Regions from separate parts of the Homo sapiens genome. Here region 1 is linked to region 2. A link is a loop called in an ENCODE intact Hi-C map of the cell type or tissue named here. Cell type or tissue: heart right ventricle. All regions are shown on one strand. Links, peaks and the distances in the headings refer to the core of each region. The heading gives the core; the rest is flanking DNA.

Region 1 (5,384 bases), core at 307-5,306, 150 kb after region 2:
TTTGGTGGTGTGTGCCTCTAGTCCCAGCGACTTGGGAGGCTGAGCTTGGGGGGATTGCTTGCGCCCAGGAGTTTGTGGCTGTAGCAAGCTATGATCGCAACACTGCACTCCAGCCTGGGCAACTGAGAGAAACCCTGTCCTTAATTTTTTTTTTAATTAAAAAATTTAAAATTTTAATGTTTAGGAATAATATAACTTTTGTTTCTTTGTGCTCCAGCACTTTGAGAATAATTAAGGGTGTGGGTCCCAGGATCCAGTTACTGTGCTAATTGGTTCTGAGGGACCACCCAGCATCCCAGTAGTTCTTGGTACACAGCTCTCCCCCTTTGTTGTCCTATCATCTCTCAATGTTGTTAGCATTGTTGCCACTGTTCCCACTGAAGCAAGAGCACGGCTGGTGGAAACAGAATTAGGAGGCAGGAATAACAGATGCTTAGGTTGGATATGGCAGCCCCAGTAGTAAGCAATGGGGCCTAGAGAAAAGGGAGTTGCATTTTGGCTACTTGGGAGAGATACTGCTATAGTTCGAATGTCCTCTCCAAAACTCAAGTTTTAAGGTAGGACCTTGTCCTTATGCATGAATTAATGCTTTTATTTCAGGAGTGATGAAAGGATGAGTTTGGCTCAGTTTCCTCTGTCTAGCATGCTTGCTCTCCCATGTGGCACCTTCTGCCATGTGATGACCTTCACCAGTTTCCAGCACCATGCTCTTGGACTTCCCAGCCTCCAGAACCATGAGCCCAATAAACTTCCATTCTTTATAAATTACCCAGTGTGTGGTATTCTGTTACAGCAGCAGAAAGCAGACTAAGACAGATGCTTATAGCATTAGATTATGCTATGTTTTGTAGAACTGAAGAATTCATGGATTCCAAAAAAGTATATTTTTTCATAGTCTGTATTTTTGTGTCTCAGAGGAATGTTGGTGGTTTAACTTATTAGAATAACTCATGCTTGAAATCAGCATGAGTTATTCTATTGTTGGGGGTGGTTATAATGTTTATAAGATTTTAATAGGGTATCTGCTTTATTTTTTATAATACTTGTGATAGTGGTGGGGTGTCTGGTTGAATTTCAGTGCTATTTTTACGGCTTTTGAGTACTAGAAGACCTAAGCTTAGAGCAGAAGAGCAGATTGAGAGAGGTATTTCACAGGAAAGACAGAGAAAGATGGAGAGAAGTTCTAGCAAAGTGAGGTACAAACCAAGAGAAGATGATGTGGGCCAAACTCCGATGAGGGGTGCATACACAGAGAAGGGAAGTTTTGTGTTGTGCTTTGGGTGTTTATCCTAGGTGCCTCTTTTAAAATTTTTTTAAAAATAAGCATAACCTGATATATTTCAGATGATCTCTATAAACCATGTTTTCCAGAATAAAGTGCTACATAAAATTTAGCATTGAGGTTTTAATCTTAATTTTCAAAGAGATACTACAGTCTATCCAAGTTAACGTAACATTACTTTCTCAATGATCACAATGATACTGGGAGTTGACGAGGCTTGTAACAATCTACTGGGATGATGTGAGCCTTTATTAACCTCATCAGGTGAGATGTGATGTTTTACCCACACGAGCTGGTTAGCATTTACAGTAAAGGGCACTTACACTGCACTCTTAATACTTATCTTTATTATGAAAGTGTTTCCAAAGTAAAATGATCCTCATAATAATGATTGCTTCCAGAGATCAAGAATGAATAATTATATTTTCATATAAAAATCAGCAAAACACAATAACAATACATAAAATAATTCTAATTGGCTAACAGTATTTCATTCCATTTCTGACAGAGATGCTCAAGCACTGAATTGTCTTAAGAAAACAAGTAAGGTTTTGTCACCTATCCTATTTCTCACTGCAAGTTGAAAAAAATCAAATCCAAACACCACCACCCCTTCTATGACAACAAACGGCTGTGGAGGTAAATGACTATGTGGGCAAAGAGTTGATGAAAATCATGAGCTTAGGGGCTTTATGAAACTTTGGGAAATCAAACTCAGAGGTTGTTTTCCATTCTTAAAGTAATGAAGCTCTAAGTTAAAGTTTCAGAATCATCACATAACTGTTCCTATTCCATAACTCATTTCTTTTTTTTTTTTGCAGGTAATCTTATTTTCCTAAGGGTAGTTTCATGATGACAGTGTCAAAAAATTACTGTGGATAAAGAAAAAATTGTCTCAATGAAATAGAATTTTTCACTGAACACAGAAACCATCTCAATAGTTGCTGCTCCCTGGTTTCCAGGCCACGCAACAGACATCAAACCAGGAAGCCAAACTTTCATGGACCTGTGTTAAGAAAAACACACATACATGGGCATACTACTTTTTCCAGAAAAACGGAATTAGGCAGAGAAGGAAGTGTGGGTGTACAACTGATCCACAAGCTATTGGGAAATCAATAGCTAAAAAATGTCCACACCCTGGCTTCCTTTTATCAGGAACTCCAGGAGGCTGAAGGAATGTGAGTGCATGAGATAAGCAAGACAGATCTTAACGGTCCCCTCACATCCCTTTCTGGGCAATCTCCAGAATGCCTAGTTTTGTGGAGACACCATGTACTATCTGGCTGCAGAGACTTTCTTAGGTCCCGTGTTAGACCCCATGGGGTCTCAGCATGTGGTCATGTGGTAATGCATTCCTTTCAAAGGCTTTGGGTTGAACTCAAGTTGGAAATACCTGGAAAAGACCAAGCTTCTCCTTTGGGTGTCTGCGGATCCTATTAAAAATATTCGTGATGTTTTAAGTTCTCCAATACAATTTTCTCCACGAAAACAAGCATCAGATACACTACCTCTAAGTATTTATTGGAGGGGTTCCAACAGCCTCGTGGACAGGCCTTCTCAGCAGCTACTGAGTGCCCCCTAGGGGTGGGGAGGGGCCAGTGCACATGGAGGCAAACCACAGAGCCCTTTTGTGGCCTATTATTATGAAGAACTAAAATGTGGCCAGTGAACCAGTCAGTGCTCATCACTACGGGGTACTTTGACAATGGCACAATTTCATTTTACCAAAAGAAACCTTCACTGGCTCTGGGGACTGCAATATCTTCATTTTAAAATATTTTGCTGCGTTTTCTTCAAGGGCGGCTTGTGACAACTGAACTGCTGATTATTCCTTCCATGGACAGCATGGTAGTGGCAAGTGCAGTAACTGGGCTCATTGCATTTTCTCTTTCCATACAAGTTACTGCAACTGCCATGTGATCACTTTTCCAGCAGGCTGACTTCGATTTGATTTTTTTCTTATTTAAATGTTAGAAACATCTCAGGGCTATTATTATTTATCTACAAAGCAGAAATCAGCCAAAGACAAAGGAAAAAAGTAAGCTAATCAGAACCTGAAGACCTGAAATACCACATGAAATGTAAACATTTAACTTTTTATTTCCAAAGGATTTCTTGAAGCCTCTCTGGAGATAATGACATCACCACACATACTGTTAAACAATCTTTTAATACCTTTGGAATTACTCTTTATAATTTTTATACTTCAAATTAAGAAAACCGCCCAATGTTCAGGCAACTTTGGCATTAACATTTCCAAGAAAGGGACAAAAACAACTATTAATGCAACATCATGAAGAGATTGGGGACAATTGTGGGTGTCTATAAAGCTCTCTTTGAAAAGCTCTTTAAAGCGAACTCAGGTAAATGGAAATGAAATCTGACTTTTTACTTAGGCCAAATAACAATGAGGTTTGAATATAAAATGGAAGATTCAGGCCCTTTCTACCTAAGATGAAGGCATTTAGTTTGCTCAAATTCAAACTCCACCAAATACTCTGAATGGAAAGTTTGGCAACAGAACTGGACATGTGGAGGTTCACCAACCATTTTGATCAAAGGTGATCTGATTTTATCTCACTTCTTGCCTAACCTTTCTGGCTTCTTTACCTTGACTAGATGCCTGTGGCATTATATAATGATGCAGCCCAGCAGAAGTAGGATGCTAATAAACCCTGGGGTAAAGCAGCAATCATCTGCATTTTTACCACATACACTTGAATAATCCAAAATACTGAGAGTTGCTTCCCTATGCTCAACATCCATAGGACCAAATTTGGAAAGGTGAACTGTAGTTGGCTTATATGCTGGCCTTAGGTGCTCTTATGACCTGTGCTTAGCCATATTTAGCTCACTGGCTAAGAGGCTGAAAAGATTCTACCACCTTCAGGTGTGTGGGGAACATGAACAGGAGGCTGACAAACAAGGAGGGAAGTTTCTATTGTACCTGGTGAGTGGGTTTTATGAAAAGAATATGGGTAGGGATGAGTCAGTGATATTTTGGTTTTATCACTTTTTGGAGAAACATACATATATATACATAAATAGAACACATGTTTTTATATCATTTATTGACCTGAGGCCAAATTCTACTCGATTTTCTACTTTCCCCCTACTAAGAGATCCAGAAAAGCTATTAACATTAGAGAATAAAGTATTACTTCTTCTGGAATCCTTTCTACATACCCCTTTGTACTCTGGGAAGGTTTGAATGTGACCAGGAAGGAGGAGATATCAACACAGGCTAAGTTAATTAACGAAAAACAGCATTCTGACTAACCTATAGTTGAATTTACAAAATACACTTCAAAGCTATGGCCTGGTACAGGGGGAGGATGAGATACTGCACATATTTTTCTCTCTCAGCCTTATCAGGCTACCATGGGAAAGCTATAGACAGAGATATATTATTCTTCACCATAAAAAGCCTGCAAACCCCATTTTAATTAGCCCCAAAGAACTGTGCCCTAAAATGTAAAATGAAATAAAAATCTCTGGATAACATAGACGACTGTGTGAAGTGAATGCCATCAGTTAGAGAGACCCCAAGTGTTCCCAGTTCTCCTTCTAAGTAACTTCTGGGGGGAAAAATGATTGCTTAGATTTGCCTTTGCTAATGACAGACCCCATTTACTACGTTTTATGCAATTCTTCTAAACCTTTAATTTACAAGATGACCTCCTTGAAATTATTCTTCTGTGCTCGAGTGTCATATGATCTAAACCTGAACACATGGATCTCTAAAGTTAATTTTAGCCATTGAGAGGACTTGCCCCAGACACTAAAGCAAGCTAAATATGTTCATATTTTAATTAAGAAACTTTTACCTTCTCAAAATTTTCAGCTGTAATATGCTATTACCTTATACATATACTTGCATTTTAGCAGATGTTCTGGAGACTAACAAGTCCTTTTATGATTGTTCTTACAAACTCAACCATCCACAAATTACACTCCTAGACATATGCCTGTTTTGTGAAATAAAATAACAAGGCTCTAAAAGCAGAATTATTTGCATCGTTTTCTCAATAAACAAGCAGATGTATTTCTAAGCCTCTTCAATTATTACTAAGGACCATAACAGAAACATATTATTTTG
Region 2 (5,384 bases), core at 231-5,230:
TTTGAAAAGAACAGAAGGACTGAAGACCAGCTGTGTTTCTTAACTAAATTTGTCTTTCAAGTGAAACCAGCTTCCTTCATCTCTAAGGCTAAGGATAGGGAAAGGGTGGATGCTCTCAGGCTGAGGGAGGCAGAAAGGGAAAGTATTAGCATGAGCTTTCCAGTTAGGGCTGTTGATTTATGCTTTAACTTCAGAGTGAGTGTAGGGGTGGTGATGCTACCATTACTGTGAGGACCTACCAGTGTGGCTGGAGCAGGGACTCTCTCCCAGGCCTTTTACTCCTCAGCACCTCCCTGCATACTGATTGTTGTTTTTAGTTTCTGTGAAATTATATTCATGAAATGAAAATAGCGCATTTTACTTTGCTGTAGTTTCATAAGGTTTTATACAAAAAAGCAAGTAAATATGGCAGAAAAGCACTCATTTGCCCCTGCTCCCTCAAAACACCACAGAATGACATAGAACTAAAGGCGGCAGGAATCTACAAGAATGAAGAAAACACAGTGATGCCACCTGCAAAATCTTGGGAGCCAGAAAGCAAATGGACAATTGATAATAGAGTTACAAGATGAGAGAAAACAAAAATGTAACCTGTTAGTTGGGGGAGCCTAGAAACATCCTGTTTTGTACCACAGACCCCTAGAAAGTTTCAAGATGTAAAAACACTGGATCCTTCTGGAAGGAGGAGACAAGGGGACAGAGGGACTGAAGACAGAAGAATGGACCAAAAGCCTGTATGGAAACAGAATTGCAGAGCCCCGCCTGCAGCAGGATGGCTGCCTTTCCCCAGTTCCAGCGAGAAACTGCATACTCCCTCTCTGAGGAGGCTCACAGGGAGGTTTGCACTTAGAGACACAAGATGAAGTTGAAGGGGCAGCTAACATACAAGAGACAGGGGGATTGAATGTAAAGCTGTGTATGAACAGAAGAACTCCCAGCCCCTCTCTTCTGGCAGGAGATTGAAGAATGATTTTCTGGGGAAATTGGCCAATCTTAGAAAAGAGGTCGGGCCAGGCGCTGTGGCTCACTCCTGTAATCCCAGCACTTTGGGAGGCCAAGGCGGGCGGATCATGAGGTCGAGAGATTGAGACCATCCTGGCTAACATGGTGAAACCCCGTCTCTACTAAAAATACAAAAAAATTAGCCGGGCGTGGTGGCGGGCGCCTGTAGTCCCAGCTACTCAGGAGGCTGAGGCAGGAGAATGGCGTGAACCCGGGAGGTGGAGCTTGCAGTGAGCCGAGATCGCGCCACTGCACTCCAGCCTGGGCGACAGAGCGAAAAAAAAAAAAAAAGAAAAAGAAAAAGAAAAGAGGTCAAGGACTCCGTCCTTGGAATCCTAAGAAAATTTTCCAGCCGTATTACCCTTCTATGAAGCCCACCTGTCAACCAACAAGCACCCACTCGATCAGAGCTTCCCCAGGCTTTTTGGTGTCTCCTCCTTGCATGGGAATTGACTTCCAAGGACCACCAGACACTGAGGAAGTATTTTAACATATAAAGCAAAAGCAACAATAGGGCAGCTGGAGAAAGGAAATTAGAAGTAACAGAGCCAATGCAGTGATTAGAAAAACACTCAAAAAATGGTAATAAATGTGTTCAATGGGTCAAGAGAACATATTTCCATCTATTTAAATAAAAACAGGAATCAATAAAAGTGAACATACAAAAAAGAGCTCTTGTCACAGAAATGAAAACCTTGGGAGCAGGACTGCACCCACGGTTCCCACCAACCTATCCTGCCATCATGTTTTCTCCCTACTCCAGCTTCCTCCCAAGCTCACTCTACGTAGATGGTTTTTCTTCCCTTAGCCAACAAACGAAATTCTGCCTATAAATTAAGCCAGGACACTAGGATATGGAGGTATATTATTTATGTCTCTTTTCCAGTGTTTCCTGGTATATAACAGCAAAGATGGTTTAGCAAGTTAACTGGTCAGGCCAGAATTCTTGATGGTTGCCAAGTCAGGAGGCAGACGGTGAAGGAATGCATTCTGGTTATGAAAAATGGCAATGACGAGTAAGTTGCAGAGTAAAGATGCCTTTTAGAGGAAATTAAGGTTTGCAATAAATGCATGCTAATCCTCTAATTTTGATGAAAGACTAAAGCTCTTGTTTTGGTTTGCATTTCAAAGAGCAAGAGCATAGGCTCTTGTGCTGGGAGGTGGCCAGTTTCCTGGAAAGGAATTTATGGAGTCTGAAAGAGGAATTAGTACAAATTATATTTTCAAATAAGATACTTGAAAGTTATTGATGACAGGGAAAAGATTGTCTAAAGAGGGCTTGAAATTGGGGAAATAATTGAGGCTCAGTGACAAAGGAGAAGATTACAACTTCAAAAATGAATAAATAAATAACATTGCATGTTTATTTTACAACACCAGGGGGCGATGATGTCTACGTTTTTATTCTGTATCCTTTATCGCTGACAAAGATTTGGTCTCTGCAATTTTACCTTATTGTTTCTCAGATGACCAAGGGGTTGGCTTAATTTGTTCTGTTTAAACTTATTGCAAGTCCTTCTGTAATTTCCTAATGTTTTCATAATGTGTGTTGTGACCAGACTCTCCTTATAACCCCAGTTAATAAAAGTTAACAGGAAAAAAAAAAAATAGAAGGATTGGAAGATAAAGTTGGGGAAATTTCTCTGAAAGTAAAACAAAAAGATAGAGATGAAAAGTAGGAAAAAATAAGAAAAGAAAAAATTGAGGGTAACAATTCAGGTGGTGCAATAATTAGTCAATAGTCTAGTTCAAGAGAGTTTATTTAAAAAAATAAATTTAGACTATTTTAAAAAATAGTCTAAGATCATTTCCTACAATTGAAGAATATGAATTTCCAAGCTGAAAGAGTTCACCCAATACTGAATATAATAAATAAAAATCCTATTTGGGCACAGTATGAAATTTTAGAAAATGAGGGAAAAGGAGAATATTTTCCAGGAGAGAAGGAGGAATGTGTGACATATAATCGATAAAGAATTATAATCATGTGACTGGGCACAGTGGCTCATGCCTGTAATCCCAGCACTTTAGGAGGCCGAGGCAAGAGGATTGCTTGAGCCCAGGAGTACAAGACCAGCCTGGGCAACCTGGCGAAACCCCATTTCTAACAAAAAAAGAAAAGCAAAAATTAGCCAGGCATGGTGGCATGAGCCACTCGGGAAGCTGAAGTGGGGTGATTGCTTGAGTTCAGGTGGTTGAGGCTGCAGTGACCCAACATCGCGCCACTGCCCTCCAGCCTGGGCAACAGAGCAAGACCTTGTCTCAAAAAAAAACAAAACCAAAAAACCAAAAAACAAAACAAAACACACACACACACAAAAGAACTATAATGACATAGGACCTCTTGACAATGAAACTAAAATTCATAAAGATTTGCCTTCAAAATTCTAAGGGGAATCATTCTATATGTAGCAAAGCTATTCTCAAGAATGAGAGAGGTCTAAAGACATTCTCAGTCATGCAGGTCTCAACACCTCTACTCCCCATCTTTTCTCAGAAAGCCACAAAAGGGGGCTTTTTTTTTAAAAAATAAGGTCACAGATAAAAAAAATAGGAAGATATGGGATGTAAGAACAGATGACCTAACTCAAGAATGAGGTGCTGGGAATCTCCAGGATGATTAGGAAGGAGATCCCAGGATTACAGGTGTGCTGTACCCAGAGGAAGTAGTCAGCTAGATTGAGGCAGGGAAATGGGTTCTGAGAGGAATGTCCCCCAGAAAAACATGGTGCTGCTAGAATGCCTGGTGGGTTTGAATGCTGAGAGAAGACAGAACCCCCTGCTAGAGTTTGAGGGTAAGTTAGCAATGCGTAATAGAAGACAAAGAGAGTGAGATTGGAGATTTTTAGCTATTAGCTCTAGGTGGAAAGAAAAGTTACACAAAAAGAAAATATATTTTTATTTTACCTTATGACTCATCTGAGAATGTTATTTACAAAGTCACATCAATGTAAAAGCTTAATACTGATCTAAAGCAGAATTATAGATAGATTATGAAAGGAACAAGAAAATATGTGGGGTAGGTTGGGATGGGATAGGACATGGGTAAAAAAAGAACTGGATCCTTGTGGTCCTCATATTTCATAATGGAAACTAAACAGTTAAACATTTAAACAAATAAGATGTTTTACAATAAAAACATCTTATTGTAAAAGATGAAGGTGAATACTGAAAGAAACTGCTAAAAGATTTATGTACATATATATCTTTCATTGAAAAAAATAAAGTTTAAGATGAAAAGGGGATAGAAATGCAGTACAGTTACAAAAATTAAAACAATAGATACTGAAACTATTATAGATTTGAAAGATACATCACCAGAACAGAAGGGAGTCCAGAAATAGATTCACCAGAGATCCCATTTATCAGAATATATTTTAAACTTCTAATCACAAAAAGTGAGCACACTTTTCTCTTCCTGCATTGTTCACAATCATTTGGAAAAAATCTCAAATCTATAAATAAGACGATGGGGTAAAGGTCAAATAAGTTTCGGTACATATATGCAATGATGTTTTTCATGAAGCCAAAATAATGATGTTGACTTACATTTATTGTTTTTTGTGGAGCAATGCCCATGTTATATTGTGCAGAAAAAAACCATTTCTGATCATCAAAGATGGTATGATGCTATCTATCTGTCTAATCATCTATGCACACACACTCATACATGCATGCATCTGTTATGTGTGTATCTGTGTTTGGTGTGTGCTTGTACATACTTGTATGCATAAAAAGATATCTGGAAGAATTTCTGCCAAATTTTGGTAACTTTTATTTCCAGCCATTTGTCCTCTGTGTGACCAGAACTCCCTGCATATACTAAAATGTCTATTGATGGTCTTTGAGGGCAGAGACTGCCTAGTTCATCTTAATGTCCCCAGTGCTTTACTCGGTACTTGGCATAAAGTTCTACCTCAATACATCTTGTTGAATAGTCTTCTCAAAGTCACACAGGTAGTTTATAACTTGTCAGCCCCCACGTAAGGAATAAAAGTGGAAAACGCCCATTCTTTCCGTGGGTCAGAGCAGTGCCTTTCAACAGAAATATAATATGGGCCACTAATGTGAGCCACATAGGTAATTTTAAATTTTCTAGTCACATAAAAAAGTGGAAAAAAAACAGGTGAAATTTATGCTAATTGTATATTTTATTCAACCCAACATATCCAAAATATTGCCATCACAACATGTAATCAAAAATATCCTGAGATTTTTACATTATCTACTAAATATTCAGAATCTGAGGTGCATTTACATTTACAGCACATGTTAGCTCAAATCAGCCTTATGTCAACGTCTGTTCTCAAGAGCCACTAGTGGCTACTATGTTGGACAACACAGAATTAGAATATCAGGTTCATGAATTCTCTAGTCTGAAT

Evidence for each region. Peaks named below come from ENCODE experiments on the same cell type or tissue, not always from the same donor. Only the 100,000 strongest peaks of a DNase experiment are listed, where the experiment ranks them.
Region 1: it touches region 2 in a loop (14-fold over the local background); 73 of 110 quality-filtered maps call a loop at or near these places.

What each region holds. Positions count from the first base shown.
Region 1 is chr2:168,771,358-168,776,741 of GRCh38, reverse strand. CERS6 (ceramide synthase 6) reads right to left here. Exons shown (of 10, transcript NM_203463.3): 10 at 1,608-5,384. It overlaps CERS6-AS1 (CERS6 antisense RNA 1), which reads left to right. Exons shown (of 3, transcript NR_045787.1): 2 at 1,791-1,921; 3 at 2,104-4,791. Among named protein-coding and RNA genes, the nearest start is that of CERS6-AS1, 12 kb to the left of the region's middle. In heart right ventricle, for the core only: a CTCF peak has its summit at 2,865 (motif pointing left); a DNase peak (open chromatin) is centred at 2,855; H3K27ac peaks cover 561 bases.
Region 2 is chr2:168,917,773-168,923,156 of GRCh38, reverse strand. ABCB11 (ATP binding cassette subfamily B member 11) reads left to right here. Exons shown (of 28, transcript NM_003742.4): 28 at 1-2,376. Among named protein-coding and RNA genes, the nearest start is that of G6PC2, 19 kb to the right of the region's middle. In heart right ventricle, for the core only: a CTCF peak has its summit at 2,378 (motif pointing right); no DNase peak of the experiment used is centred there.